Regions from separate parts of the Homo sapiens genome. Here all the other regions are linked to region 1. A link is a loop called in an ENCODE intact Hi-C map of the cell type or tissue named here. Cell type or tissue: chondrocyte. All regions are shown on one strand. Each heading gives the region's core, and the rest is flanking DNA. Links, peaks and the distances in the headings are about the cores only.

The links. A loop is a pair of places that touch in the nucleus more often than their neighbours do. Peaks named below come from ENCODE experiments on the same cell type or tissue, not always from the same donor. Only the 100,000 strongest peaks of a DNase experiment are listed, where the experiment ranks them.
Region 2: a loop joins it to region 1, with 2.7 times the contacts of the local background. A loop is called at or near these places in 2 of 110 quality-filtered maps.
Region 3: a loop joins it to region 1, with 2.5 times the contacts of the local background. A loop is called at or near these places in 3 of 110 quality-filtered maps.

Annotation. Positions count from the first base shown.
Region 1 is chr6:152,375,593-152,386,078 of GRCh38, forward strand. SYNE1 (spectrin repeat containing nuclear envelope protein 1) reads right to left here. Exons shown (of 146, transcript NM_182961.4): 55 at 10,082-10,246; 56 at 5,414-5,770; 57 at 1,184-1,320; 58 at 789-966. SYNE1-AS1 (SYNE1 antisense RNA 1) reads left to right here and starts at 4,938. Exons shown (of 2, transcript NR_120501.1): 1 at 4,938-5,001; 2 at 5,468-6,121. RefSeq lists an enhancer at 9,928-10,486. In chondrocyte, for the core only: a CTCF peak has its summit at 5,894; a DNase peak (open chromatin) is centred at 5,659.
Region 2 is chr6:151,437,194-151,447,679 of GRCh38, forward strand. It overlaps RMND1 (required for meiotic nuclear division 1 homolog), which reads right to left. Exons shown (of 12, transcript NM_017909.4): 2 at 8,115-8,632. The coding sequence starts at 8,618. Among named protein-coding and RNA genes, the nearest start is that of RMND1, 9.7 kb to the right of the region's middle. In chondrocyte, for the core only: CTCF peaks have their summits at 3,942 (motif pointing right) and 4,144; no DNase peak of the experiment used is centred there.
Region 3 is chr6:152,630,330-152,640,815 of GRCh38, forward strand. SYNE1 (spectrin repeat containing nuclear envelope protein 1) reads right to left here and starts at 7,033. Exons shown (of 146, transcript NM_182961.4): 1 at 6,860-7,033; 2 at 6,309-6,476. RefSeq lists an enhancer at 4,531-4,660. In chondrocyte, for the core only: no CTCF peak of the experiment used is centred there; DNase peaks (open chromatin) are centred at 6,734 and 6,954.

The DNA of each region.
Region 1 (10,486 bases), core at 3,277-8,276:
ACTAGAAAAATAAACCCAAATGAACAAACATAAAATATAACCGCAGCTCTGGCTATCTTAACACACCAGCTCTGTGACCTCACTGACGCTTTTACCCTATTGTACACTGACAGTAACAAATTTACATACCTGAAATGGTTGTTGTGAAAATTAAATGAGAAAATCCACTTAAAGTGCTCAGGAACAATGCTTGTCACATAGAAAAAACGTTTTATTATTTCCTGGATCACCATTAATATATAAAAATAGTGTGCATTTATATAAATGAACTGGTTCCTCTTCATATACAGAAGCAATTGTTTTAAGTGGGGATTTATTTGAAATTTGAATTTCTTACGCAAAACTTTTATATGTTCTGCCCTTCTGAAAAGATCTAGAGAAGCGGTCCCCAACCTTTTTGGCACCAGGGAGTGGTTTCAGGGAAGACAATTTTTCCACAGATGGGGTGGGGCAGGGGGGATGGTTTCGGGATGAAACTGTTCTACCTCAGATCATCAGGCATTAGTTAGATTCTTAGAAGGAGCACACAGCCTAGTTCCTCTGTGTGCACAGTTCACAATGGGGTTCAGGCTCCTATGAGAATCTGATGCTACCGCTGATCTGACAGGAGGTGGAGCTCAGGCAGTAACGCTCATTGGCCTGCTGCTCACCTCCTGCTGTGCGGCCTGGTTCCTAACAGGCCAGGGACCTGTACCAGTCCGCGGCCCAGGAGATGGGGACCCTTGATTTAGAGGTTAACTTTAGTTCACATCAGCACTGCTACTAGAATTAATTGATAACACCCTTACCTGTATTTTCTGAAGACTAGTTGAAACTTCACTTATATTTTGAGGTATATCAAAACACTTGGCGGTAGTGATTTTTGCATTAACCAACCACTGCTGGAAATCCCTGAAGGCCTTTCGAAATCTTTGCTGTAAAATCTGTTCTTTATTCTGGCAGCCCTTGGATGCTTGCAAACAAAGACTGAAAAGGTGACGCAAAAATTTAATGGCAGGAAAAAGCGATAAAGTTGATGAAAATCATGTTTGATAGAATCACCAGTTCTTAGAATGTGCACTTACCTCACTTAGTAATATATTTAATGCTGAACTAATATTATTTTGAAATTACACCTTAAAATAAACTTCTAGCTTCTAATTTGTATAAAAATATCTTGAACACCAATAAGGTTCATGCTCACCAATTATACTCTTTAATCAAGCCAGAAACTTTTCCACTGTAGGTACTCAGGTCTCTGGAAAATCGACAAAGTTCATTCAGCTGAGACTTGAGATCCTCTGTTCTAGGCTCTGCTTTTTGCAAAGCATCCAGTATCTCCTGTTCAGAAATAATGAGACAAAGAAGCGAGCACTTACATTGGGTGATCTCCATATCTTCACACTATACATGCATCAATCATATTATAAATTATTAGTGAGAGAAGAACCAACATGGTAGATTCAATGAAGAAATGAAGCCTGTTTTCAGGATTCCTCTGACAAATAATAGCACCTGGCTCATTTGTCCCTTTTTTCTTGCCATGGATAGACACTCTAGCATCAAATACTGCAAAGTAGTTAAGTGATTAAGTGGTGAAATGACTTAAAAATAAGACAAGAAAAAGAAAAAATAGCCTACATTGTCTATAAATAGTTGGACTAGGCCATCAGGAGATATGTATATTGTTTAAAGGTGAAAACAAATTATTTTAAAGAAAAGCAACACTTATTTTGGATTAAATATATATATTAAGGGCCGGGTGTGGTGGCTCACGCCTGTAATTCCAGCACTTTGGGAGGCCGAGGAGGGTGGATCACCTGAGGTCAGGAGTTCGAGACCAGCCTGACCAACATGGTGAACCCCATCTCTACTGAAAATACAAAAATTAGCCAGTTGTGGTGGTGGGCGCCTGTAATCCCAGCTACTTGGGAGGCTGAGGCAGGAGAATCCCTAGAACCTGGGAGGTGGAGGTTGCAGTGAGCCGAGATCGTGCCATTGCACTCCAGCCTGGGGGACAGAACGAAACTCCGTCTTAAAAAAAAAAAAAAAAAAAAAAAAAAAAAAAAATATATATATATATATATATATATATATATATCTCCAAAATTGAATCCTGTTTCAATTGATTTTATGTTGTATATACAGTTAACTTTTACATTAAAAATTTCTTATAATCCATGAGTCTGGTTTAAATAGTAATTCATTTATTTCATAGTTTCATTCATAAAGTCATCAAATATTTGCTAAATGTTTACCGTGTGCCAAGCATTTTGCTGGATTCTGGGACCCAAGTCCCCCCACGAATAAAGGTAAGATTCTTGTTCTTGAAGAGCTCACAATTTAATAGATGAGGGAGACACATGAATAGCTACATTACTGTGTACACCCAATCCAAAATAAAGCCTTAGGACTTGAAAAGTACACCTCTGAAATCGAGGCCATGGTCATCTGAGTTACACAAGGTGCTTTGCACTCAGAGTGTTCCTCTCATAGGATTGTCACAAGGAACAAATGAAATCATGAATGTCAAATACTTAGCACAGTTCCTAGCACACTAAGTGTCTAATTCATAAAATCAGAAGGAGAATGACTCCCAAATATGTAAACACTGTGGATAACAGTAGCACTGAAGCAAAAAAACAAAATAAATTAAGGAGGAGGGGCAAAAAGATGAGTAACTACTCAAATAGCTTTGCTGTGACCATTATTGTCTGATATTTGTCAAGAGATGGCCCAGATTTGTAAAGAAACCACATCCCTCAACAAACCAGCCCTGTGCTTCATTCCTCGTCCTGGTAAATGGCACCACTGTCCCCCGCTGATGTCAATCAGAAGATTAAGCATCATCCGGGCCTCTCCCTTTGTTTCCTTTCTCACTCTATGCAAGAGATATCCAGGCTAGCTTATTCTGTGTCTTAGCTCCTTTCATCATTCCCCTCTTTGCCTCTGCACGTTGACTTTCACAGACCCACTTACATATTCATTATTTCTTTTGGGGGTGGCACTACATCCTCCTAATCTGATTCCTCCTCTCTAGGTTCCTCTCTTGTGTTTTCTGATTCCTCAATGATCCTGCATCTTGATGCTGTTCCTCTACCTCACCTGTCAGGTCACATTTTAATTATACCTCAAGACTCAACTCAAATAACAACTCCTTTAAGTACCCCCTGCCCTCCTTCCCACCTCTTCGGGTTTCTCATCTGAGGATACACAGGACCTTGCAGACATTCATCACAAGGAGTATCCACATTGGCTTTATGCTTGCGTATCTCCCCACCTAGGCTGTGATTATGAGAGCAGGAATGACATTCTCTTGGTTTGTCAATTCTTTATTTAACTCGGTGTCTGGGCTGGAGGAGTCTAAGACATTTTTATTTACAAAAATTCATCAACAACTAAACAATTTCTCTCTGAAATTCCAAACACTAAACTAGGACCAACTATTTTACACCATATGGAACCTTTTACTTAAGACAGAACATTGTAAGAACTAAAGAAACTTAGCATTCAACAAAAACATAAAAATACTGGAGATTCAAGTCAGTTACTTATGAATGGGATGACATTAAAAGTGAAAAGTTTTTGACCAAAACGTTACATTTAAAACATTTCTATAACTTCATCCTAAAGTATGTCAGTAGAGTCAATATATAAATATCAGCTTATGTATTTCTGATTCTGTTAAGTTCTAGAATGCATCTTTCCACCTTATACAGCTTAAGAAAATTATTTCCAAAGCTAATATCCCAAAGGATATTAAGATAAATGAGTTTCGCAAACATAGTAAATAGAATTATTTTTACAATATTATATTATATACTTTATAGATCATCTGTTTTTATGTTTTAAAGAATTTCTTGAGTATTGTCATCTAATTGCATAAAATAAATACTTTAATTCTTATTGTGATCATCAACAATGACAAGTCCTCCCTAAAAGCAAAACAATGCCCTAAGAACCCTAGCATATTTACTATTTTGTTAACATTTTCTTACATATTCATTGTGATAGAAATATCTCCACTTTTAGATAAAATGCCATTATTAGAAATAAAAGAAAACATGAATATTGAGAAGCAATGTAGCATTGTCATCAAAAGCATTGACCCTGGAGTCAAATCTGGAAGCAGACATACACAGAGGGCTGTCACATTTGAACTATTTAACACAACTGAAAACCCATATTTACTACTGCATTCTCATGTATATTTTTATAGGCCTCAACCATTATTTTTACTAATAATATCAACGTAAAAATAATGAACAGAATAGTAATGTAATCTAGGCACAGCCAAATCTTTCCTTTTTAAAAATTTCACTCTGTGACTGGAATAGAAAGAAAGGGAAAGAAAAAGGAACCAAGAAAGTGTAACTGATTTTTTCATATTATACCATGTAGAGCAATTATCAACTTCTTTGTCCCTCTGTGACAGAACTGATTTCTATGCTTTATTCTGGTACATAAATCTAAAGGACAGGAAATGGAACAGAATAACAAAAACAAACCCCCAAACCTAGAATCATTATAAATAGAGTAGCATAAAGAGGTAGAAAGCTTTATTTTATGGCATGCTGCATTTGTTTCAAATACTTGATTTAAAACCAGACACTGCTGGAAATACTACATGACTTTCTTACTGGCAGGAGCTATTTTGAAATGATTGTAATATAAATAGGAGCAGAGAAGTTTACTAAATTTCCTTTTAAGGACATCCATGAATCAGGGCATTATAAAACTGGAAATATTGAAAAGGCTTTCAAAGATACTGTTTAACAGTGAAAGAAACGAAGAAGAGGTTACACTCTTGCTCATTCTTCGGTCTCCCTTGTAGGCTTCCCTTTCTCACATTCTAAAGAAGCTGCCATTAGCTTCAAAAAAAAAAAAAAAGTCTCGGGAAGGTGACCAGGGAGGGTGACGTAGAGTTCTGTTAACAGGCTAATTCAAGAACAGCTGTCAAAACCACACAGAGGAGAGCTAATCGGGGAGATAACTATTTGCTGTGCTGTAGGAGATTACCAAGTGAGTCTTTTAAGGCTATAAATTCAATCATTTAGTTGTATGAAATAGTTAACTGGCAAGAAAACAGCTATGACTCTCTGTCTATTTATGCCCCTGCCCACAGGCCATTTTTCAGACTGAATGGCTGAATACAGTATTACAGACTCTTACACCATAGGAATGAAAGTAAAATGTCTCCACTAACAACAAATGTTTCCTACCGCAAATAATAACCCAAATCTTTATTTTTACAAAAGTTTGATATATAAGAAAAGGAAACAAATCAGACTTTGCTTATTTAATGAGATAAATACTTCTTCCAAGTGTGCATGTTGCGTGTTTTTAGTTAGCAAGATTTTTTTTTTAAGGAATGATGAAAGTCAAAACATTTTTTAAAGCATAACCACCAATAGAAAACAGGAAGCCAACTTACTTGTCCTTTGTGCCAGCATTCCACTATCTCCTCATCCGTGTTCTTGCCTTCCAGGAGGGTTAACTGCTGAGCCCAGGTTTTCAGAAGGGCACTGAACTGTTCCAGGGCCTGCTCCAGTTGAGCCACTTGGCCTGAGAATTCCTGCTCCGAAAGGGCCATCTGGCTGACCAGGTTCTCCAAACAGCTCTGCGTTTGGAATACACTGTCTTCCCACTGCTTCCAGTCGGCACGCAGGGCCTGCATCTCCGTGTGCATGAGCTCACACCCACTGGCAGTTGTGTTCTGTTTCACTTCGGGAGCCAGCGACTCCACTCTGCTGAGACGGCTTGCACCAATCTCTCTGGAATCTATCAGCTCCTGTAATGGAATATCACCATGGTAACTGAAGAGCCTGTGAGTCACTTGGACTGCAAGTTTTCAACTGTGTACACAGGGGGACCCTGTCCTGCCAGGAAGTTTTAACAAGTGTGCCACAAGGACCCAGAATCAATTCATCTGTCCACTCTTAAATTATAATAGCGGGAGTTGTCATCACGAGTGCCTAAGGCTTATGGCAAAAAAATCCCGAGAATCCTCAATATCCTGAAACAGACTAAACAGAGACCCTGAAATCAGGCATTATTCGCACACGTGAAAATGTTTAGTGACTCAAGTGTTTGCCTGTGGTGGATTGCTCCTGTGAATGATTAAACCCATATTTCCCTCAAAGTGGATGCTCAAGTAAATAAAGATCGTGGCAGAACTGTGTTCTGCTCACGGTCTCTATACTCAATTCATCTTCTTCAACAGGGTGGTGGCTTAAATCACACTTCCATTCTACTAGGAATCAAGCAGACTCATCACAGCAAAAGAATGAGCCCTACTCGATTCCAAATACCTCAATACTAAGTAAACATTTTTGTAGCATATAAAATGAATAATTCATTCATAGACTGACTTACTCAAAAGTTTAAAGTAACCTCTAGACTGAGTACATTTATTAGTATTTTTTTACCTTAAAAAAGTCACTAGAAATTTAACAGTTTAGCTATAGCCAAGTTAACAATTTAGCTCGATCTTAAAGCACACAAATACTGTAAAGGAAAACAAGATAAAATTAAATCACATTGTTAAATTGATATAATTGCAGCATTTCTGAGAATAGATTCTCTTACTAAAATTTTTCTTGGTGAAATAATCATCCGATGTTTATATATTTACATATCTATTGCTAAAGGCAGGATTTTGTTAATATTATTACAAAATTATGACTTTACTACCGGATTAAATAGAAATAAAAGATAATCAGGCACAAAAATGTTCAAGAAGAAAATCAATGACCAATTAGCAAGTAAAGAAACATTGGAATGTTAAGTATGAAGCATGCTTAATAAATTATGTTAAGCATAAAGTATGTCTTAACTAGTCTATATAATATAGTTTGCATCTCATTAAATTAACTTGAAATAAATATATCTGTTCATAATTATATACAATAGAGCCATATTTTAATATAGATCATTTGAAAGTATTTAGTATTCAGTTGTGCAGTAGTCTAAATTACAATGACATGAAAACCCTTACACACAGCATGATATGTATATTCAACCTTCTCAGCAGCAGGATTCTAAAAACCATCACTGTTTATTAGTGTGTATAGTAGTTATTTGATGAAGAAAAAAATCTAACTTTTTAACCAGTGCTATGTCTAACTAATAGACCTTAATACTTGTAATTATTTTGCCTTTGTGAGCAATTTCAAATTTGAAGTTTCCCAAAATACTCTCTTATGCTTTATCCCAATTTTCCTTAGCATGAAAATGGAACACTTCAATATTTGCAATCAGAAATCTAGTCATTCAGAATTTGAATAAGGACATCATCATTGTCAAGAGTTTTGAAATGGCTTTTGCATATATTTTCTTATCTTGTATTTACATTTTTAAACATATGATATACACATACACACATATGTACATTCCCGCCCTCACACCCATATACATTTTGCTTTAGAGTTGCCTTTTCTCAGTGATTATTCCTGTGGATGTGATAGGTATGGTGTTGAAGGACAGAGGAGGTGCTTTATGTATTTCCTCCAAGGTTTTTAAAACCACCCACACACTAACCTACATTCAGGCTGGACCTGAACTTCTGAGAGGCAGTTTCTGATAGTCTTCACTTTCTCCATCCCAATTTCTTTCTGCCAATTCCTTCTCCCATATTCCTTGTCTTTATGGAAGCACTTTATAAAGGCTTTCTCAATAAAAAAGAGTATTTGTCAACCCAGGAAGCAGCCTTTGTGAAAGAATTATCTTACTTTCTCTTATTTATTAACTTTTTGAAACATTAGTCCATTTCTGCTATCTCCTCTTCCTCACTTGCCATTTACTCCTAAATCCATGTAACCTGGTTTCTCACCTTCCCTTGCTGTGCAAATGTTTCTCAGACTGGTTGCCCAACAGCCTCATTGTCAAACCTAGTTGGGATTCTTTAGTATTCCTCCTAATGGCAGCCTCCTGCTGTACCTGTGATGGCGACCACCTTCTCTACTTAGAGCCTCAGTGGCATCACACCCTCCTACTCTTCCCCTTCTTGTTTTTCCCCTCCTTTTTCTCTCTACCTTTCAAATCATTTTCTCCTATGGCTCATTAAATATTGGTAGTACCCAGCTTTTGGTCCTGTGCCCATTGTTCTATTTGCTCTATACATAGGTCTTGGTTTTATCTGTTTTAGTGGCTTTAACAACAAATTAGACACTAATCACTTTCAACTCCATGTCTTCTATCCGTCTTCTTAACCTGAAATTCAGTCTTGAATTTACAACTGCCCCCAAGACATTACTACTACCTGGCAGTTCAAACTGGATCTGATCATCAATGAACAGCTCATGTCTTCACCTCTATCACCAGGCTCCTCCGCATGCAATTATTTTCCTCAGGTGGTAATAGTCCTGTGGATTCTAGGCAAAGACTTGACCATCATCCTTGACTCTTCCCACCTTGTCATGCTATAGCCCATTAATCAATCATTTACCAAATCCACTGGATTTTCTTATTGGGTGTGTTCTATGTGCCAGGCATGATGCTACAGGTTTTATGTGTATGATCTAATTTGCTTGTCAAAACAACTTTATCAGACAGGTACTATTTTCATGTATGTATTTTTTAACCAATTGAGAGGTGGAGGCTTGAGGACATCAGGTAACTTGCTGACAGACACGGCTAGAAAGCCAATAGAAGGAGGATGTGGCATTGGGTTTCTTTGATTCCAGAGCCTGAACTCTAATAGTACAGTAAGCTCTCATTACATTTTTTGTATTATTTTATAAAGACCAGTTTGTGGATCGCTGTTCCTCACTAGACTGCAAGTTCCTTAGGGAATGCACAGTCCTGGCTGAATAAATGGATAGATGGGTAGATGGATAGATGGAAGGATGGATGAATAAATCAGAATATTACGAAGAAATGTATCAAAGAAGAATTTTAAAGAATAACACACAAAAAAAGGACTTAAAAAGTGGTTTTATGTGATTATCTCAGTTAAAACATACATAGTCATAAGATTTAAATAAGATAATACTTTTAAAGCACTTAGAAGCAGATCTTCAGGGACCGGGCACCATGGCTCATGCCTGTAATTCCAGCACTTTGGGAGGCCAAGGCAGGCTGATCACCTGAGGTCAGGAGTTTGAGATCAGCCTGGCCAACATGGTGAAGCCCCGTCTCTACTAAAATAAATACAAAAGTTAGCCAGACGTGGTGGTCAGCACCTGTAATCGCAGCTACTCGGGAGGCTGAGGCAGGGAGAATCACTTGAACCCAGGAGGCAGAGGTTGCAGTGAGCCAAGATCGTGCCACTGCACTCCAGCCTGGGTGACAGAGCAAGACTCCATTTCAAAAAAAAAAAAAAATAGATCTGCAAAATGTGGTTACAATTGTAACCATCAGCTATAATTTTTATGACTTTTATGTTCTGATCTTGGAATCAAAACACAATCTGAGTTTTAAATTCCTGGCCACAATTACACTATTTATTCCTAACATTTCCTCCTCTAAAACTAAACCACTGAGGATTTCATTGCTCCTTCATTTTAATGTTAAAATCCATTTTCCATGGGGGAAAATGATTACAATTTAATATTTAAGCAACTAGAAATTTACTAAAAGATACCAGAGTCTGAAACTCCCCCAGAAAGGTAAATTTCTGTTTTAGAAATTGTCCTTATGCAGAGTAAACGAGATGATAATTTTAAGGTCCTTTGAAGTACTCCCTTCTATTATGTTGTTGGATGTCGTCTAGAAAAGCAGAACAAAACATCCAGAATGACATTTTCAGGTTATTGTTAGAATACATTTAACTAAGTTACTATATAAACTTTTCTTCTATGGTGCTAAACAATAGTATCTGGTTTTGTCAGCCCACCAAATTAGCCATTTCCTAGCCTGTCATATTACGGCAACAAGCACATTTGCATACAGAAATGTAAAGACAATGTTACATTGTGCTCATAAGTGTAAAGTCTTTTGAATTCTTCTCATGACTCTTGTTTATGTGTAGAATCAGTGAGGCATCAAATAGAAAACAGGAAGGAAACATTTTAAATAACAGAATCTTATCTACAAAATCTTTATCAAAAGTACTCAAGAAGGAATGAAGCAATGTAGATATAGCATCTGTTCATTTCCTGACCTTAATTTTTGATAACTTTTTCTGGGTGGCTGATGAATCTCCAGACATATCTGACCACCGGTGAAGTTCTTCCTTTGCTGAATGGAGCCAATCTGTGAACTCGTGGACCGCATCTAAATACATTAGATGATCTTTCACAATCTCTTCCACTTTCCTCATTTTTTCCTAGTAAACAAAGAAAAGACTACCTTAACAGTGGTCCTTTTGAGAACATGAACTCAGGTAAGACAACAGGCCTGATAGAGGTCTCTTAACACATCTCAGAAAATTTCATTCTTGTTCTTGAATTTTCTCTGAGTTTAATATCTTAAGAAGAAACTATCAAATTTAACTAAATGTCAAGGCTTTGGAAAAGCAACTATTTTCCTGTAAGTTTACTATTTTCTACCTTAGTATGGAAATCAT
Region 2 (10,486 bases), core at 1,740-6,739, 940 kb before region 1:
TTTTCAAACTGTAAGTCACAACACATTAGTGAGTTCTGATACCAATTTAGTTGGCCCAAAACAGCTTTTTTAATAAAACTAAATAGAAAATATTACAGTGCATTATTCACAGGAAATGCTATTTTATGAAGTTTTCTGTCACTTACATGTATCTATGTATCTACTCTAGGTCGCTATGTATGTAAAATGTTAAATATATTTCTCACTATAAGATGTGGTCAATAAAGTTTGAAAGCTATTGGCATAAGAGTTAAGATTTTAGGCACAGAAGTTGGTTACAATTTTAAAAGAGTATCAGAATAACAATAATGCCTACTTTATGGGGTTGTTGTAAAGTTTAAATAAGCTAATAAACAAAGTGCTCAGGACTGTGGCTAACACAACTGTTCAGTAGTTGTTAGATTCTAGTTGGCCAAAACAAGTTTATGAGTCACTAAATCAACATTTATTCTTAGGATTTACTCCTCTCAGCTCCCCAATTCTTTCCCATTCTGTATATTCCTGGTATGAAATTCTAGAGAAGTATATATTAATTCATTCCTTCCTCCCACCTCCATTCTGTATCTCCTGGCTCTTTCTCATGAAATGGCCTGACCCCATTTGCCCTTCCTCAATCTGTTCCACAGCTCTGATGCGTGGTTTAAAGGTAGAGGAATAACAGAGAACCTGAGGATCCATGCAAACTGAAAAATCCAAAATCAATAAAGTATCTACTCATAAACAAAATGAGACTAATCCAATTAGAAAAAAAGTCAGACAAGCTGAAATTACTGGGGAATGTGGGGATAAATGGATGTAGTACCCTAATTATGAGCAGATAACTGCTAATTCCTTCCAAATTAGCTAATTCCCATAGTCACATATGAAAGTAGGAACACGGGGATATACAAATAAAAATGTATCAGGAGTTACCAGAGTACAGGGAACAGGCACGTGCTTAAGGTTTAGACCTGTGAGCACTAGTTCTTTTTAAGGCTTCATGGAGTTAAAACTAGCTGATGTACGATGTGTGTAAAGATTCGGCCAGCTGAAAGAAAGGAATCCTAGCAAGGGGCATCAGGCGAGACATCGGGTAGGCTCCACTCTGCAAGACCTGGCAAATTCACTCAAGCTTGCTAGGTGAAATCACAGTACATTAGGTTGGATGTCAGAATTACTTCTGTGATGGCTACAGCTCATGTGCTTAGTTTGGGCTGAAGTGGGAAGAGCAAGAGGCACAAAAAGGAGATAAGCAGGTCACAAGCTAGTCCACTGAAGGATCTTCCTGTAGCTGTACTGAAAATGGCAGAGGCTGTCTCTTTTGCTAGAATCGGAGTTGTAAACTGGCAGCTCGGAGAACCATCCAACTCAAGAGTTGACCTACATCACGTTTCTAAAATTCAAATTGACTTGTCAACAATAAACTGAGAGATTTCACACAAAATCCAGATTTCCATCATCATCTGACCGAGTGGAAGATCTGGCTATAATAATGGACTAGGATAGAGTAGGGGGGCCCAGGGTCTCCAGCCCACACTGTCCCTGCCTCTCCCTGTTGTCTCACGTCTGCTTCACCATCATGTGGTACTGGCCAAGCCCATCTGCACTAAGAATGTGTACTACTTTTTTTTTTTTTTCCAAAAAAAACCCAAAAACCTTGGCAAGGCCCAATGACTCACGTCTGTAATCCCAGAACTTTGGGAGGCTGAGGCGGATGGATCACTTGAGGTCAGGAGTTCGAGACGAGCCTGGTCAACGTGGTGAAACCCTGGCTCTATTAAAAATACAAAAATTAGCCAGGCGTGGTGGCACACACCTGTAATCCCAGCTACTTGGGAGGCCAAGGCAGGAGAATCCCTTGAATCCAGGAGGCCGAGGTTGCAGTGAGCCAAAATTGCACCACTGCACTCTGGGCGACACAGCAAGACTCCGTTTCAAACAAAAACAAAACCAAAACACAACTTTATGTTCCTTTATTGGAGCAAGATTCTAGATTGATATACAGTGATGTATTAACTAAACAGAGACCTGTGCAGAAATTACATACTATCTATGTAGACAGGTTGTTATACTTCGCCTATTGATGGAATAGTTCCATTTATCAAGTTTTATACATCAAAAAGCTTTGAATTTCACCAGGCTCTCCATTAATTCACCTCTGAAAAAGTGGCATTTAATTTCAGCTACTATAGTTTACAGCATAAAAAGCTTATGCATGAGAGTGCTTCTCTGCACAGTGGCATGTTGCAGACAGAGCTGAGTCCATTATCCCACCCGGATTTACATTTGAGAGCTTTATACCAGAGAGCCAGGACAAAATTACTCCTAACCAACACAGACTTCTTACTCTCAGAGCCTATCTTCTTGGCTATATTTTATAGTGCCAGTGAAGACATGCTGGCAACTGTCCCATATACAGCTTGGCATTAGAGTACAAGGTCTGTTAATGGCGGTGGCAGGCATTATTATTTTATTCTGTTTTTTACTTTATTATTATTATATTTTTGAGACAGTTTCACTCTTGTTGCCCAGGCTGGAGTGCAATGGTGCAATCTTGGCTCATCACAACCTCTGCCTCCCCGGTTCAAGCGATTCTCCTGCCGCAGCCTCTCGAGTTGCTGGGATCACAGGCATGCGCCACCACGCCCAGCTAATTTTTGTATTTTTAGTAGAGACGGGGTTTCTCCATGTTGGTCAGGCTGGCCTCAAACTCCCGACCTCATCTGATCCTCCCGCCTCGGCCTCCCACAGTGCTGGGATTACAGGCATCAGTGACCGCACCCGGCCTATTTATTATTTTTTGAGACGGAGTCTTCCTCTGTCGCCCAGGCGTGAGGGCAGTGGTGCGATCTCAGCTCACTGCAACCTCTACCCCCTGGATTCAAGTGATTATCCCGCCTCAACCTCCCGAGTAGCTAGGATTACAGGCATGCACCACCACACCTGGCTAATTTTTGTATTTTTAGTAGAGACGGTGTTTCTTCATGTTGGCCAGGCTGGTCTCAAACTCCTGACCTCTGGTAATCTGCCCACCTCGGCCTCAAGTGCTGGGATTACAGGCGTGAGCCACCATGCCCAGCCAGGCACTATTATTTTAAATCAAGGTAAAAGGTCAGTTTTAAAAACCGCCACTTGGAGATAAAAATAAAAGGCTCAATATATTCAGAACTGAGTTTTGGGCAATCTGGTATCCCAAATTATGTGAATATTCCGACACTAACGGCAAATTGAGAATGTGTACTATTTTCAACTCTCAAGGACAGGACAAGTCAATCACTATTTTTATGAGAAAATATATTCTAAGCTCCAAATAAATTATGAATAAATCTTTAAACACAATCTGTTTTCACTTGGCCATCCTAAGGATCTTTGTTGTAGGTTTTCCAGACTGTCAACTGTCCCCTTTCCTTCTCTTGGGATCTCCCATTTAGTTTGGCTCAAAGTTCTATCCAATGTCACTCAGCTTATATGGTTTGCTACACTACTTTCTGTATTCTCCTTAAACTTCTTAGCTCTGAGTCTTAGTTGTGGGTTTCTTCTATTAATAGATGAACTTGACGTTTTAGACACTTTGTTTTGGTTTTGTTTTCTTTGCTTTTTTTATTTTAGCCTATTTGGTAAAAGGAAAGAGAATCATGGAATGTCTTGTCTGCTTTTTTTTCTTTATTAAAGATGCTGTTGTTTTCTGAGCAGCTTTCATTTTTATACATCCTTTTCTGGATTTTTACAGTGAATCCTTATTAAGCATTAGCTACATATATATGTAAAGCATATTTTGGGTTTCAGGATGGGGATCTACACCTTCCTGTTAAATAGATGTGTCAAACCAACCGATAATAGTTATGATATTCAGGGCTTTTCTACTTCAAAATGTTTTAAAAAACCCAAAAAGCAAAAACCCCAAACCACTGTATTTTAGTATGTTTTGTTTTTCTGGCCAAAGAAGACATGTTCCAGCAGATGGGGCTAGAAATCTACATATGATTCTTGTTTTAGGAGCATCGCATGCTCTGATCAGAACATTTTTTTAAAAATTATACTTTCATTTACACTGTATTACTGAAGAAAATTAGTGTGTTACAGCAATGTTGCTTCTATAGTGATATAATACATTTACATTTGGTCTTTGTCCTTGGTTCCCAGTACAGACTCCTAAAAACCCCTGTAATTTTCTAAGTGACAGGGGCATTTTTGGTTGTAGTATTTGCTCTTTGCCTTCAGTTACTAACACAGAGCTTCTAAAAATCCCTTGGAATTTCACGAGTGATGGGAACATCTTTTGTTTTAATGAGGTGACTCTCAGTGGGTCCTGGACAGCTTCAGGATGGGGGGTGGTTACCAGAAAGACCAAACTTTGATTAGAAGCTTAGAACTTTCAGCCTCACCCTTAACTTCTGGTGGACGGAGAGGGGCTGGAGATTGAGTTAATCATTAATCATGGCTTACACAATGAAACCTCCATTAAAAACACCCAGATGATGGGGTCTGGAGAACTCCTGGGTTGATCAATGCATCCATGTGCCAGGAGGGTGGCACAGCCCAGTTCTATGAGGAACAGAAGCTCCTAAGTTCCAGGCCCTTCTTGACTTCACTCTGTGCACCTCTACATCTGGTTGTTCATTTGCATACTTTATATAAAAAACCCAGTAAACATAAATAAAATGATTCCCTGAGTTCTGTGGGCCATTCTAGCAAATAATCAAACCTGAAGAGGGGATGGTTGTCATAGAGCTGGTTGGTCAGAAGCACAGGTGTCAACTGGGAGGGCAGTCTTGTGGGGCTGAGCTTAACTAACTGGCGTCTGCACTAACTCTGGCTAGTGCTGGAATTGAACTGAATTGCAGGACACCTTGTTAGTGTCTGGAGAATTGGAGAACTGGCTGGTAGGAGGAGGAAGAGGTCCCCATATATTTGATGTCAGAAGTACTGTGAGTAGATAGATCATACTAAGGAAAAATGCCTTTTCTCCTGTAACATACTGATTGGAGATTAAAGCTATAAAAACACAGATACATTTTACGTTACCAAGATCACGCTTTATCCTGTAAGTTTTTCTGACTACAACCTATAAATCATTAAACATAGTACATATACACATATATGCTTACACACCAATTGCCACAAAAGCTTCACAAACCAGTATTTACGTTTATCATGAGCAATGTATTCTGTTATTTTCTATTCTATTTCATTTTTCAAAAAAATGGTTAACAGTCCACCAGTGATTCTGTAACACAGTGCTATTAGCCTGAAAACATTCTCCCTGGTGTCGGGCTCCATGCCACTCAGACCTGCCGTTCCCATCCTCTGCTGTTCTCTTCAAAGACTGGACATTAACAAGAAGCACTGCTATTATTGTTTTCTTGTTTGTTTAGTGACAGGGCCTCACTCTGTCGCCCAGGCTGGACGGAGCGAGGTGCAGTCACGACTCACTGCAGCCTGGAACCCTGGAGCTCAAGCGATCCTCCCACCTCAGCCTCTTGAGTAGCTAGGACTACAGCTGCGCACCAGCAAGCCCGGCTTTTTTTTTTTTTTTTTTCCAAGTCTTTTAGAAATGGGAGTCTTGCTATGTTGCCAGGCTGGTCTTCAACTCCTGGCCTCAAGTGGTCTTTCTGTGTCAGCCTCCCAAAGCACTGAAATTATAGGCATAAGCCACTGGATCCACTATTGCTTTTAGGAATTGTAAGCCAAAGGGATGTGGGTTGAGTATCTCAGATTATGATCTCTGAAAATGAGACCAGGTAAAGATTTAATTCCAACAGACAGGGTGACTGAAACCTCATTCAGCCAACTCCAGATGCACGCTGTTCTGCAGAGCTGAAAAGATGAGCTGGGTGCAACTATGGGAACAAAATAAAGTCCACATGCTTTCTGACACAAAGCAGAGTCTTTTCCTTGTCTCAGTCAAGAATGGTATAAAGGGTTTACCATTTTGATGGTATAAAGTGGTATAAAGGGTTTACCACTATGATGGCCGTATAAAAATGGAGTGGCCCTCAATTTCGGGCAGAGGAAAGTCAGTCTTTGGTCCTGGGGACATATTACCTAGTCATGCCAAGACTGCTTTCTCTATGAAAAGTAAAATCTTCAAAAAATGATGTTCCAAAATTACATTATCTCAGACCACTTTAGAAACATGATTTTCTTCTCTTTTTTTGAGACAGAGTCTCACTCTGTCACCCAGGCTGGAGTGCAGTGGCATGATCTCAGCTCACTGCAACCTCCACCTCCCGAGTTCAAGAGATTCTCCTGCCTCAGCCTCCCGAGCCGCTGGGATTACAGGTGTGCACCACTACGCCTGGCTAATTTTTGTATATTTGTAGAGACAGGGTTTCACCATATTGGCTAGGCTGGTCTCGAACTCCTGACCTCAAGTAATCGCCTGCCTGGGCCTCCCAAAGTGTTGGGATTACAGCTGTGAGCCACCGCCCAGCCAGAAACATCTGATTTTCTATTATTTCCCTGTGCTTTCAGAAAGACAGCATGCGACTTGCTCTTGCCAAACTCCAACTGAAGTCATTGTCTATCATGTTACATAATGTCTCCTATAACAGAATCCATGAAATAACTAACTCCTTAATTTCAGTGCTGGAAAAAGTTATTTCTCTGAAGATATTTTTATGTTTTTACTCTGCCCTCTCCCACAACAATAAACAACAAACACTAAATCCCAGGAGGAGTTCCTCTTTTAATTACTGCGCTTCTCAAAACAAAATGTTCAACTAGATTATTCATTTCAGGTACTTCATAACATTTCTCTGTTCATGTCAACTATTTGCTCTAATATGTGAAAGTATTTATTATCTCATTTGAAACTATGTTGAATGTTGAAAATCTACTTCAAATTCTTTCCTGGAAGGAAGTAGAAAAAAAAATCTAAAGAAAAATAGATACGGTATTTAGGAAAATTGCTTCCAAGTCTAAGGATGGCCCAAAGAAATAGCCTAGGGACATCTCTGACCTATCAGCTTCTTCCTAAGAAACCTGATGCACTGTGCTGCTAGACGTTACAAATGAACAAAGTGAGTTGAGCTTTCTCTTTTTTGGAGCTGCCATGAATTCAGGTTTTTACACTTAATGCCATCTCGGACACTTAAATACTGAATTTCCCAGGTTACCCCAAAGCTCCAGCAAAAGGAAAGGGGAAACAGTAGCTGCACAACACTTCATCCTTCACGTCCTGAGTTCAGAGTAACCACACAAGAATTGAAAGCATTCCAGAATCCAACACAAAAACCATTCATTCATTGCTAGATTCAGAATCAGAGGATGAGTAAAGGTATGTATGTATACCTTTCCAAGGGGTGTCAGCTGCACAGTAATAAAAACACAGCCAAAATGAAACAGGCTCAGGGGCTACTTTTCAGAATCAAGACTTGAAGACAGACATTCTAACCTGTTTTCTGATAGATTCAGAAGTCTTCATCAAGTTTAAAATATCTTTAAAGTTGATGACTATCGGCATTAAAGATCCTCTTATAAACATTTAAGTACAAGGTACAGTTCTAGGTATTATGCAAGATACAAAGGTTATCAAGGGCTTGATCTTGACCCTTAAGTTGTTACTGAAGGAGAAATGCAAATTGTAGCAGAAAAATTCCCAGAAACCCCTTAAGGATGAATAAAAAATACCCCCTTAAACCTTAAGAGGATAAAAAAGCTGGGCCCTCCTCTCCTGCTGCTTTTGGAGTCCACCCTACCGTGTCATTTCACCGCCCCATGCAACTGCCACAGCCTAATAAAGGCTTATCTGTCTGCAGAGTTACAATTTTTTTTAACTTGATGAAGAATTTCTAGTTTGTTTTTTTTTATTTTATTTTTTTTTACAGTCCCATTCTTAGACTGGACTTAATATTGGTCCTCTTTTTCAGTTTCCTTAGACCAATAACCAAATCTTTTATAAACTCTATTTTCATGTGTTATCACCTGTATTTTGTTTTTATATGTATCATTAATTGTTAAAAATTAAGATTCTGAATCCCTTTGGATATTTATTAGGCTTCAAAGACCTTGATGAAGAAGTCTGAGTGACTGCTAGTTCTCTTACGTTGGCGGTAAGGCTGGGGTGCAACGCACACTGGTTTAGCATGAGCAATGATCACTAAGCACGAGAGCCACGGCCACCCCTACTTTACCTCGTTCACAGACAGAACTGGAAGGTTGGTCCTGGATGGCTGTCTGGTCCTGGATGCTTTTAGTGGTCTCTTCACCTGTGGGAAGTCTTGTTTTGGAACAAATGTTTCCGTTGATACAGATGAGAAATGCCTCTTTAATATTTTTATAAACCATTTAGAACCCAACAGATTTGGTTTGTGGGTCACTCTCCTGTGAGTACCAAAGGATTTCATGGTTGGAAGGTGTGCCTTTTCATCTTGGCAACGAGCAGCATTTAATGGAGACAGCATGCTGGTATCTGACTTTTTTTGGTTCATTTCCAGGATCTGAGACTTATTCAAACCACTAGCTGTTTTATCAGGAAGGAACAAATCCAAGCTTTGACGTATTGTCAGTGTGCTGCATGTTGTATTTTCAAATTCCTTAAGTGGTTTTAACATTAGATGACCGATTCTTCGGCACTGATGTGCTTTTGATAATATATGATGAGATCTGGCCACGGCTCTGAGGAGTGTGGCTGGCATTACCACATCCCAAGCTAAAAGAAAAGGAATTCAAAGTTCAAGTTTTTAAATTAATGTTTAAAACATATATAATATTTCCCTAGGTAGCAGGCATATTTCTGTTAGAAAAATTTGTAAAACAGATACATTCTAAGTTAATTCTAGTAAAAGAACAAGGTTAAAAATATAAGTACAGTGTTTCTGCCACTTTGCCTTTAGCAACATTTGGCCTTCTTCCTGGAAGATTACAAGATTATAAAGCTACTGACATAACAAGAACCTTAAAAAAAATAGTGATGGGACCACTTCATTTACTTCATTAGCATATCAAGTATATAAAAATCTGTGCTGGCCAGGCACTGTAGCTCACACTTGTAATCCCAGCACACTGGGAGGCTGAGGCAGGTGGATCGCTTGAGTCCAAGAGTTCCAGACCAGCTGAGGCAACATGGTGAAACCTCATCTCTACAAAAATGACAAAAATTTAAAAATTAGCTGGGTGTGATGGCAGCTCATGCCTGTAGTCCCAGCTACTCACAGGCTGAGGTGGGAGGATCACTTGAGCCCAGAAGACTGAGGCTGCAGTGAGTCATGATTGTACCACTGCATTCCAGCCCTTTTTCTGTCTCAGGAAAAAAAAAAAAAAAATCAGGAAAGGTTCCCAGAAAGATCTAAGCTGATTCTAGAAGGCGAAGGTGCTTTTCAGCTTGGGGCTGGGCATGGGAGTGCGAGGCATGTCAGATACACACATGAACATTCCAGACAAGGTAAACAGAATTTCCCCCTTATTTACAGTATGAAATGTGTTATTTTAAAGTTAGCCTATAGTAGGCCACACATGGTGGCTCACGCCTGTAATCCCAGCACTCTGGGAGGCTAAAGGCTGGGGGGATCACTTGAGGCCAGGAGTTCAAAACCAGCCTGGCCAACATGGCAAAACCCCATCTCTACTAAAAATACAAAAAAAAATTAGCCAAGCATAGTGGCTTTAATCCCAGCTACTCAGGTGGCTGAGATATAGAATCGTTCAAACCAGGGAGGGAGAGGTTGCAGTGAGCCAGGATTGCCCCACTGCACTCCAGCCTGGGCGACAGAATGAGACTCTGTCTCAAAAAAAAAAAAAAGTTAGACCGTAGTAATCAATAATTCTTTTTTTAAAAATAATATGTTAGGTGCTAGAGATAGATGAATCAATGATCTCAGAATTCAAAGTCTAGCAGAGGAAAATGAACGAGATGCACAAATTGCTCTAGTCCAGAGAAAGGAGCATGTGAAGAGTGTGGCATTGTCACAGAGGTGACATTTGAACTGAGTCTTGAAAGGGCAGAAGGATCAGCAAGTTAAACACCCCAGGCATGGAGTCCTATTCATCTCCCCATCTCGGGGAGGTAGGAGTGAGCTGCAGGAGGTAAGGACCAAAAGAGCCGATGGCCAGATCACCAAAGGATATATAAAGTCATCCTAAAAAGTTTCTACAGGTGGGGAGAAAGCTGAGCTTTTAACTCAGAGTCACACGGTCAAATGCATGTTCATGAAACAAATTTTTGGTGATGATATGTAGGAGGAAACAAGACAGACTCTGACATCACTCTGAGCGCTTTCTACATGCTAAGTGCTCGGCTTCACCTCATAATGATCCCATTTCACTGATTAGGAAACTGAGGTTTAAAGAGGCTAAGTGCTCACCGTTAAGAAGCTGCAGAGATGTAACTAAAATAAAACCCAGGCTTTCCCAATTCCAAAGTCAACACTCTTACCCACTACCTTGTATTTACTACCTCTCTTCAGGATAAGGACAAAGATGATTCACAGTGATATTTAGGAGGTAGAACCTGCTGCTTCCAAAATCCCTTCAAAAGCTCGCATTCTGTGCTTCATTCTAGTCCAAT
Region 3 (10,486 bases), core at 3,636-8,635, 260 kb after region 1:
CAATACTTGGTGTCTTATAGGCTAGAGAGGTACTTCTCAGTGGGTGACTCTCCAAGGGATTCTTCATGGAGAAATAATTACTTGTGGTTGGGCTGTCACATACATACCTATAGCCCTGCTGGAATTGTGTGCCCATTAGCAGCCTGTATATCCTGGGGAAAAATATTCCACCTGCCCACATACAAAAGCTATCTTAATTTGGGAGAATAATAGATAGTGAAAAGTGCCTGAAGGACCTTATAAATGGATCCCCTAAGCTATTAGGAAGTTAGGTTTTCAAATGCAAAAATATAACTTTCTGAAATCAATCAATCAACCAATCTACCTATTATCTATATCATTTATCTGCATGTATGTTAAAGACATTCACTTCATTTCAGATACCCCACTCCAAGCTGGGCTCAGCACTGGAGCTCACAGATGATTAACACACAGTCCCCACCTTCAATCAAGAATTATGGAATTAAAAGGGATTTCAGTTAAATCATTGCAACAGAAATCACTCTGCCTCTATCCTCTTCTAATTCACATTCACATAGCTTGGTAGATTAATCTGAAATACTGTGCATGCCCTCTCTCTCTCTCGTTACATTAAACTCAGAATTTCCCTGCATGTGCCCAGTATTCATCCAGTCTTACTTTCACAGCATAACTAACACATTCAGAGTGCCAGAGCTCAATGCTGGGATTACTAAGGTGGATATGACACAGAGACTATTTTTGAAGAGCTTAGGACACAGTGGGAGATAAAACATAGAAAAGATAATACAAAAATACCAGGGCTAAGTGCAAATACAAAGATGTGAAGATACAGAGGATGGTGGCTAAGCCAGTGTGGGTGTTCTGGAAAGGTGTCCTTCTTGGCAAGGAGCAGACACTTGAGCTGAGTCTTGGTAAATGGGTTAGTCACTCAGGTGAAACATACGAAAGACACATCCTGGGCAGGGTGAAGAGCTTGAGCAAAGGCCTCAGCATGAGAAACAGCATGACTGGGACATGGAACTATCACCAGTCAGACACTGAGAAACTCTACAAGGTGACATTGTGGAAAAGAGGGCGGAGAGTGAGGTGGTGTCCAGATGGCGCAGGGCCCTGAGTGCTATGCTCAGAAGTTTGGTTCTGGTTCTCTAGCAGGCAACAGGAAGCCACTGAGAGATCTTAAGCTGGAAGTGAGAAGGTATGATTGGGATTATTCTAGCTATGATTTTAAAGGATGTATTTGAGAAGGACAAAACTGGAAGATCCAGAAAGATCAGTTAGGAAAGTATCTCAGGAATCCAGGTAGAAGATGACCAAAGACGGAAATCAGACAGAGGTAGCAGAGTGAGTGGAGAATCAAATATAACACAGCTTTAGGGAACAAAATTTGTAAGACTTGGTGATTGGTCACCCAGGGGTGGAGGTGGGTATAGGTAGAAGGAGGTGGGGTTTCCAGAGTGTATATCTGAGGAGTCTCAGATGACTCTCAGGATTTGGGGTGCCATTAATTGAGCTCAGCAGAAGAGGGGCCTTATAGGTTTTACATCCAAACACTCTCCCCTTCATGCTTCATATCTTTGGAACAACTCAGGAGCAATTTCTTCATTACCCCTTCACATCACCCCTCTGAAGAACACTTTCAGCTGAACAAATGGAAATACCTAGCCCAGGATCCACATACCACTTGAAGCTTTTCCTAAACACACCAACCAACACTCACCATTATTTTCCACTGAGGCCTCTAACATCAACGATCCATACTATCCTAGGTACAATTTGGCTTCTATCTTTCACTACTGCTAGTCTTACCTCACTCTAAAGAAACAGTGAACATTTCACTGGTATAGAGGCTATAACATTGCAAAATCTCATTCATTGACACCAAGTATATCCCTGACCACATCCTAGGCCCCCGATATATATTTTTTGTTTCATTGAATCAAGTTCATAATACTTTACATTTATGAGAAAATCCCCAGAAAACCTCTTCCTCTTCAATGCAAAAAAAAGTGGATGCAATATCCTTCCTTTTTCAGACATTAAACATTTTGCTTTCATCATTCACATGTACACATATTTCCTATTTTGTGAAATCATGATTTTCTTGCTTTTTACTGATACTTTATCTAATTACATGATTTAATAAGAAATTTAAATGATGTTAATAAAAAGAAGGTAATAAAAGGAGACTGGGAATTAGGAAATATCAGTTCTAGGCTAAACTTTATCCCAGCTAGTTGGGTGATTTTGAGCTGGTTCTATGCATGAAGGTCCTCAACAACTACCTATTGGAGGAGAGTGTGGTACCAGGAAATGCACAGACTTTGATCTAAGAAAGACCTGGAGCTGAATCTTAATTCTATCTCTTACTGTGCACGCAGGCTTAAGAAAAATGAGCTTTTCTGAGCCCTTCTTTCATCATCTGTAAAATGAGGTATACTTATGCCAAATTAGGTTTAATTTTATCCTGCTTAAATTAATTTTTTTAAAAGATAAATATGTCATGTTTCCAGCAGATTGATTGGCATGTAGCAGAGTTTCAGCAAATACTAGTTTCCATTTTCCTTCCCCTGTTCCCAGTTTCTCCAGCTGCAATATGAGAGACGGCCCTAAAATGCAGAGGTACTCCCAAGTGTGCTCTTCTGTTCCAAAACCAATAGCAGCACAAGGCAGAGCTAAAACAACGACTGGTGCAAGGTCATGAGATCCTCCAACAGACTGTTTACCTAGCAGTGTTCTGGCTATGGACATGACAGAACCAGAACACCAGAGGCAGATCCAGAACATCAATAAACTCACTATTCCCAAGATTATTAAAACAGTTTTTAATAGGTGCAGGATACTGCGGGAGCACGAAGGAGAGGGAATGAAGAGTGAAGCTAGGCATTGGGATGGAATTGGAGAATTTGATGGACATTCATGGGCTGTATACCAATAAATAGTCCCTGCACCATCTCCAAATTTTTCCAGGGGAAGGAACTAAGATTATGATGCAGCTAAATACATTCAGAAAGGTAAGATTCCTGTATTTATTATTTCACAATAAATATGTATTGAGTAGCTATTTGTAAGGGACCATGGTACTGAGTAAACAGCAGTCAACAAGAGAGACAAGCCCCTCTTACAGCTTATGTGCCGGTAGAGGAAGATGATATAAACAATGTTACAACAAAGGAGGGCAAGTATTGTAATGGAAAAGTCCAGGCTACTATGGAAGCAAACAAAACACCCACCCAATCAATAACCATCTGCTGCATTTTTTTTTTGTTCAGGACACAGAGAGAATTTGGACTATCTGCTATTTGGGATGCTCCCAGTTGAAAGGCATACTCTTCTTAGGAATTTGGACTACCTGCTATTTGGGATGCTCCCAGTTGAAAGGCATACTCTTCTTAGGAATTTGGACTACCTGCTATTTGGGATGCTCCCAGTTGAAAGGCATACTCTTCTTAGGAATTTGGACTACCTGCTATTTGGGATGCTCCCAGTTGAAAGGCATACTCTTCTTAGGAATTTGGACTACCTGCTATTTGGGATGCTCCCAGTTGAAAGGCATACTCTTCTTAGGAATTTGGACTACCTGCTATTTGGGATGCTCCCAGTTGAAAGGCATACTCTTCTTAGGAATTTGGACTACCTGCTATTTGGGATGCTCCCAGTTGAAAGGCATACTCTTCTTAACATCACTCCCTGTGAAAAAACACAGTTGTGAAATAGCACAACTCAATTTTTTCTGTCTCTTGGCAGAATGGACATTGGCTCTTAAAGCAGTTTCTTGTTTGTGTGACTAAAAAGGAATACACTAAGAAAAGCACTGAAGAAATACTACTGAGCCACAAGAATATATATAAGCAATGCAACTGAATTTCTAGGTATTAGGAAACTACTGCAGAAAATTTCAAACCCTGCAATGACCAGAGACAACGTGGCTCATTTCTAACCAAAAAGAAAATGAACTGAGAACATAAACACATAAACAGATTCACAACAGCAGGAAGTACAGATATTAATTAAATGTCTAAACATGTATAAGAATAGCACTAATATTGAAACCCACTATTGAATAAAATTTTTAGTCATGAATAAATTTCAGTTTCCCTTCTATTCAAGTCTTTTGCTGAAGAGAGTTCACATACTGTTTAATTTTAAATTTAATTATTTTTTTCTCTATTCACCCATTAATAATGGTACTAATTAATGAATACTAAGATGGCTAAAAGAGAAGAACAGGGATATCTTTGAATTAATGTAAGTATATTACTAATAAATGTGTGCAGGTTATCAGGGAACAATGCTGTTTCTTATTCACTAGTATGAATTATACAGAGTAACAATAAGAAATGATCTTTTCCATAGAAGAACATGAACAAGTAAGCAAAAGACAAAGTGTATAGCAGAAATCAGCATGAAAGATGTTCAGTGTCATAATTAAATTTTGTTTATTGTAAGCCTAAAGTATAAATTACAACCAAAGACATCTGCAACCTTCTTTTTTTCCCTTGCTACAGTATATTGCACACCTTGCCAAACATTAGTTCTCGTTAGATTAGACCACAAAGAAGTACACATTTAAGAGGAGACACACAGAGGACCTCGCAGAGGCGTTTGGGCCCTGCATGCCTGTCACATTCAGACCACAGGGTGTGGCTGCAGTAGCTAGAGCTGGAGTTGTGAAAATGCCACCAACCTTGCCCAGTTATGGGCTTCCTACATCCTGTGACAGTCACACCTCCTTTCATTTCCAAGATGCTGTGTGTGCAGCATAGTTATCAGAAAGTAGGCCCAGTGCAGCACCAAACAATTCTTGAACATTTTTAAATGGCAAACTAGCTTTTTCCAATCTCCTCTCCCTGGCAGGAAGGACTCAAGTAAAAAAGAGTTCTTAAATGAGGTCAATGAGGACAGAAGAAAACCAGTTTGTGAAAATCATTAGTTCAGAAAGATGAAAGTGAGACTATAAAATAAGAGCTAGGCAAATATTTCCAAAGCCTAGCAAATATTGTTATCTGGGTCAGTCTGAAGCTGTTTCTTAATCTTCAGCATGAAACATATTAAGTTAGTATAGATCTCTCACATTTTGTTCTAAATCTGCCACAAAGTAATGAACAGAAAAGAAAAAATAGATATGTATTTTGTCACACTGTTCCGGTGATATCAGGAACTTTTTAGCCATACTACAAATCTTTTTTCACCATGGGGAATAAAAAGCCTCTCAAAGAACAATCGTCATGACTCGTGATTAAATTCGCATTTTATGAAGATGTAGGTCATATTAATGACCTTTGCCTCATTGAAAATTATTATACTTTCTCTTGCATAGGTCTGGCTTCTGTATACGAATGTTGTCTTTAGGAAAGTCATTCTCAGATGAAGACAAAAAATGGATGGGCATTAAAGAAGAGAAAAATAATTCATTTTTAACTTTCTTAACATTCACAGGAACATTTCAGATACAAGTTTTCCACCCCAAAACGAAAAGCTCAGAAATGAACATTGTGGGATGCTAAGGCTTCATTGCTGATATTTCCCTCTGGGCTGGACCTGACTCTATTTACGGAAGGGGGCAGAACTTCCAGCATCCAAAGTCTGGGATCCCAGTCAGCACACCCAGCCTGCCTTCCCAAGGGGCTTCTTCCTGTGCGGCTGATGGCTGCTTCGTTTTGCACGGATGCCTGCCCGTTGGGATGCACCTGGCCGCCTGTGCACCACCATTTCCCAGAACTCCTCCGCCAGCAATGCAAGATCTCTCTATGTGAAACGTATCTTTATAAAGAGGAGACGAAAGTTCTCTTGCCCTCTAGTGCAGGCTCTGCCGGGAAGCAACTGCACCATGACAGCGCCGCTGGAGTCTGACGCGCCAGGGCCTCCGCGCAGCCTTCAAGCCATTTCCCTCCCCCAGCCCTTCCTAAAATAGTCAGGGGGTGGAGGAAGGGAGGCTCCTAGAATCTGTTCAACGCCCTACCTCTCCCATCTGATAGTAGCAACAGTACCGACCATCACAATAAGAGGCTGGCTGCCTTTTGCTTCTGCACCATTGGAGCCCAGGAGATGTGCCACAAGCGGAAATGACAACTCAGAGAGGGGGATATTAATAGGGACATCTACGTACGAGATGCAAAGAGGCTCCCCAACCTCCTAGTCTCCTTATCTATGAGTATCGCACACGTACACACATCACTGCCACCACCCCCTCCCATCAAGCACGCAGAGCCCCAGCGTGCAGGCACAAACTTGCTGACAATTTGTCTGCAATGTGTTCGTCTTGCACCTCTCTCTCCTCTCCCTGTCTCTGTCTCTCCCTGTCTCCCAGTCTCTGTCTTTCCTTTTACCTTCTCTCTCGGCCTCGTTCAGTTTCCCAGCAGCAAGGCGAAGCGAGCGAACGCTTCCTCCCGGCTCTCTGCGCCCAGGCTCGGCGGGACCCCGGGGATGCGCGGCTGTCCGCCCGCCCTGTCGCCGGGATCGGGCGCGGTCTGCAGGACTGCGGGAGCCCAGCCGCCCTGGTGACAGAGGACAACAATCTCAGCCCGCTGCGGCCGGCGGCCGCGGCCCGGCGCCCGCGCTCACCCTGGCTGGCTCGCCCACACTCACTCCCGCGCCGGGCTGCTCAGCCGCGCTCCCCGCCCTCCGCGACCGGTTCCTCCTCCCGGCTGCTCGCTGGGGGGTGAGGCCTCCCCCTTCGCCCTCCCCCACGCATCTACTGCTCCTGTCGGGAAGGAAGGTCGCCCAGGCCGGTTCAGCCTCTGGGCAGGGTCCCTGCACCGCCCTGGCCCGCCACACCCCCTCCCCGGCTCCGTGCCCCGCGCCCCGCGCCCGGCTCCGGGATGCGCCGGTGCCTGGAAGAGCTGGGGGCGGGGACCCGGAGGCTCGCAGGCTTCCCTACCTCCTGGAGATGCACGGCCTTGGGCGTTTCTCCGCAGCTGCAAAGCTGTGCTGTGACCCACCCGCTCAGCGAGCCTTTATACCGGGACCACCTCCCGGGGGTCGAGGTGGGAAGGAAATGTCCCTGAGAGCCGGGACGCGCTGCCTCCGCTGCCTGGAGGAGCTGCGCTGTCCTGCCAGCTAACTTTTGCCCACGGTTTCCACTGCCCGGGTGACCTTTCTGAGCGGAACCTATCCTGAAAGGCTGGGAGGTTCCCTGATGGTCCCAGGAAGGGCGTGATGCAGAGCAAAGAGCAAAACCCGCTGGCTCCTTTTTCATCAACTTCCGAAAGATCCTAAATCGTTTTGGCTGCCAAGTCAGTAGCAAATAACTTAATTTGAGGGAGACTGGTCAGGCTTTATAGATCTTTTTTAATGTTATGTATAAAGTTTAGACTTCTTGAGAAAGCGCTTGACATCTTTAATTCTTGACTGTTTATTATGATGATTCTAAAAACCACTTTTAGGTTCTTCAGGTGCACTGTATGCACCCTGTACATTGCGGAGCCATTTGTATCTTTGGCCACAAGTCCTTCTCGTGGTGTAAGAGATCTTGGTGTTGCCTGGTAGCATTCAGGAGAATTTATTTTGTTGTGGTTTTATGGTATCCAGGCAAAGTCAAACACAGTCTCTCTTCACCAACAGTGAAGTCCAAGTCCAACAGGATGATTGCAGCTAAAATAATCGAAGCCATGTTGCAATAATCTTAAAAGTAATAATCCCCCCCTTGAATCTCCAATCTGAACAAAACAGTCATTTATCCTCTAAATTTGCTGAAAGGAAGGAGCAGTTTATAAAGTAGATGAAGTTTCTCTTTGCTGCCTGCCTTTCCCTTACCTGCTGCCAACATTCCCACTGCCTAGCTTTCCATTTTCTTCAAATTCTCCTTCTTCTGGATCGTGTCAAAATAATAACATCTGAAACAAATCTGGTAAACCAATCTGATGTGTTCCTCTTCTTTGTGCTGACTTTTGTTTTTTTTTAGAGAGAGAAACCAAACAATGGATCTCTATTTGCAGAACTTGCTACCTCCAAAAGTTGGGCCTGGAGGAGGAGTGTTTGGGATCACTCTCAATGTATGCCCTGCCTCTGCCTGAGGGCAACAATCCTGGGGCACCCCCAGAGCCCCTTGTGGAGACAACCACCAGAGCATAATTATTCCAGGTCAGCCCTCTGTGCCCAGTGGCCACAAAATGGGGTCCAGATTTCCAGGCTTGCCACTCAGAAGAAACAGATCAGAATGGCTCAGCTCACCCTCTCAATCCCTACCTTCATAGAATCAATCCACCCTGCCGGCTTTTGAAGATGGGTAGAAAGTTATTGTGCCAACTTTGCCATTCTTTTTGTTTGTTTGTTTGTTTGAGATGGAGTTTCGCTCTTGTTCCCCAGGCTGGGGTGCAATGGTGCAATCTCGGCTCACTGCAACCTCCGCCTCCCAGGTTCAAGCAATTATCCTGCCTCAGCCTCCTGAGTAGCTGAGATTACAGGGATGCGTCACCACACCTGGCTAATTTTGTATTTTTAGTAGAGACAGGGTTCCTTCATGTTGGTCAGGCTGGTCTCAAACTTCCGACCTCAGGTGACCCATCCAGCTCGGCCTCCCAAAGTGCTGGGATTACAGGTGTGAGCCACTGCACCTGGCCACCAACTTGCTATTCTACACGTTAAGCAACTACTTTCTTGGGTTTACTTACTTGAGAAGTGAGCCACTTAAAACACAAGCCTGAAACATTGCTTCCACCAACTAAAACTCCTCTACTAGGCCTAATCTCTGTTCTCACAGGCTGAGACAGACAGAAGCATAGAGCTGTCTTGCTGGCATTGATTCCCTATACAGCTGAAATCCCATTCTCAGCTAAACTTTATCCTCTGTAGAAGGACTAAGCACATTTTAGAGTTTTGCAAAGGGCTTGTCAGTTTCACACACCCCAGGGAAGGGTGTTGTAGCTCCATTTACTCAACAGCTATTGCTTGAACACTTACCACATAACAAATATTGTCCTAAGTGCTGGGGCTACCGTGGTAAGCAAACTCTGACCGGGCTCTTGCCTTCATGGAGCTTACAGTATGATGGGGGAAGAGCCAGACATTCATCAGAGAACCACACAAATACTTATAAAACCCCATTCTCCAAGCAAAGGCAAATGTTGCTATGAGAGCTTTCAAGAACGGGAGTTGGCCAGGCATGGTGGCTCACACCTGTAATCCCAGCATTTTGGGAGGCCAAGGCAGACAGATCACTTGAGGACAGGAGTTCGAGACCAGCCTGGCCAACATGGTGAAACCCCATCTCTACTAAAAATACAAAAATTGGCCAGGCACGGTGGCTCATGCATGTAATCCCAGCACTTTGGAAGGCCGAGGCAGGCAGATCACAAGGTCAAGAGATCAAGACCAGCTTCACCAACATGGTGAAACCCCATCTCTACTAAAAATATAAAAAATTAGTTGGGCATGGTGGCGCATGCCTGTAGGCCCAGCTACTCAGGAGGCTGAGGCAGGAGAAACACTTGAAGCTGGGAGGCGGAGGTTGCAGTGAGCCAAGATTGCACCACTGCACTCCAGCCTGGCGACAGAGTGAGACTCTGTCAAAAAAAAAAAAAAATAGCCAGCGTGGTTGTAGGCGCCTATAATCTGAGCTACTCGGGAGGCTGAGGCAGGATAATTGCTTGAACCTGGAAAGCGAAGGTTGCAGTGAGCTGAGATCGTGCCACTGCACTCCAGCCTGGGTGACAGAGCAAGACTCAGAAAAAAAAAAAAGGAGGGGAATTAATTTATTTCAGGGATTAGAAAGGCTTTGCTAAGGGAGTGACATCTGAACAGTGAGGTGCAGGAACTAGGTGAACGTGAGCAGGTGGGAAATTGGGAGAGCGCTCCAGACAGAAGGAACAGCATATGCAGAGGCTCTATGGAAGAAAAGCACATGGTGCATTGCAGGAACTGAGGAAGACTGATGAGGTTGCAGAAGAAAAAGCAAGGGAGGGGCCAGGAGGTTTAGGGAATGGTGGGCCCAGTACAGCTGGAAACAGAGCCAAGGGCAGACTATGCCAGTCTTAAAAACTGAACCAAAGGGATGGCCCTTTACAAGAAGCCATTAAAGTGTTCTCAGTGCAACATGATTAGATTTATGTTTTAAAATGTTCTCTTTGGCTAAAATGTGAAAAAACAGATTAGAAGTGGAGCCAGAATCAATAAACATGGACCAGTTAGGAAGGTGGTGCTGTAATCCTTTAGAAAAGACTGTGGTATTTATTATTAGAGTGATGGTGGTGGGAAAATGTAGACAGATTTGAGAGATATTTAATAGATAAAACTTACAGGGCATAAGGCCATGTTGTGCTATAGACTGAATAGGTATGTTCCCCCACCCCCAAACTCATATGTTGAAACCTATCCCCAGTGTCATGGTATTAGGAGGTGTGGCCTTTGGGGGTGATTAGGTCATAAGGGTAGAACCCTCATGCATAGAATTAGTGTGCTAATAAAAGGAACTTGGAGAAGTCCTTGCCCCTTCCACCATGTGAGAACACATCAAGAAGACAGCCATCTATCAACCAGGAAGTGGGTTCTCACCAGACACTGAATTTGA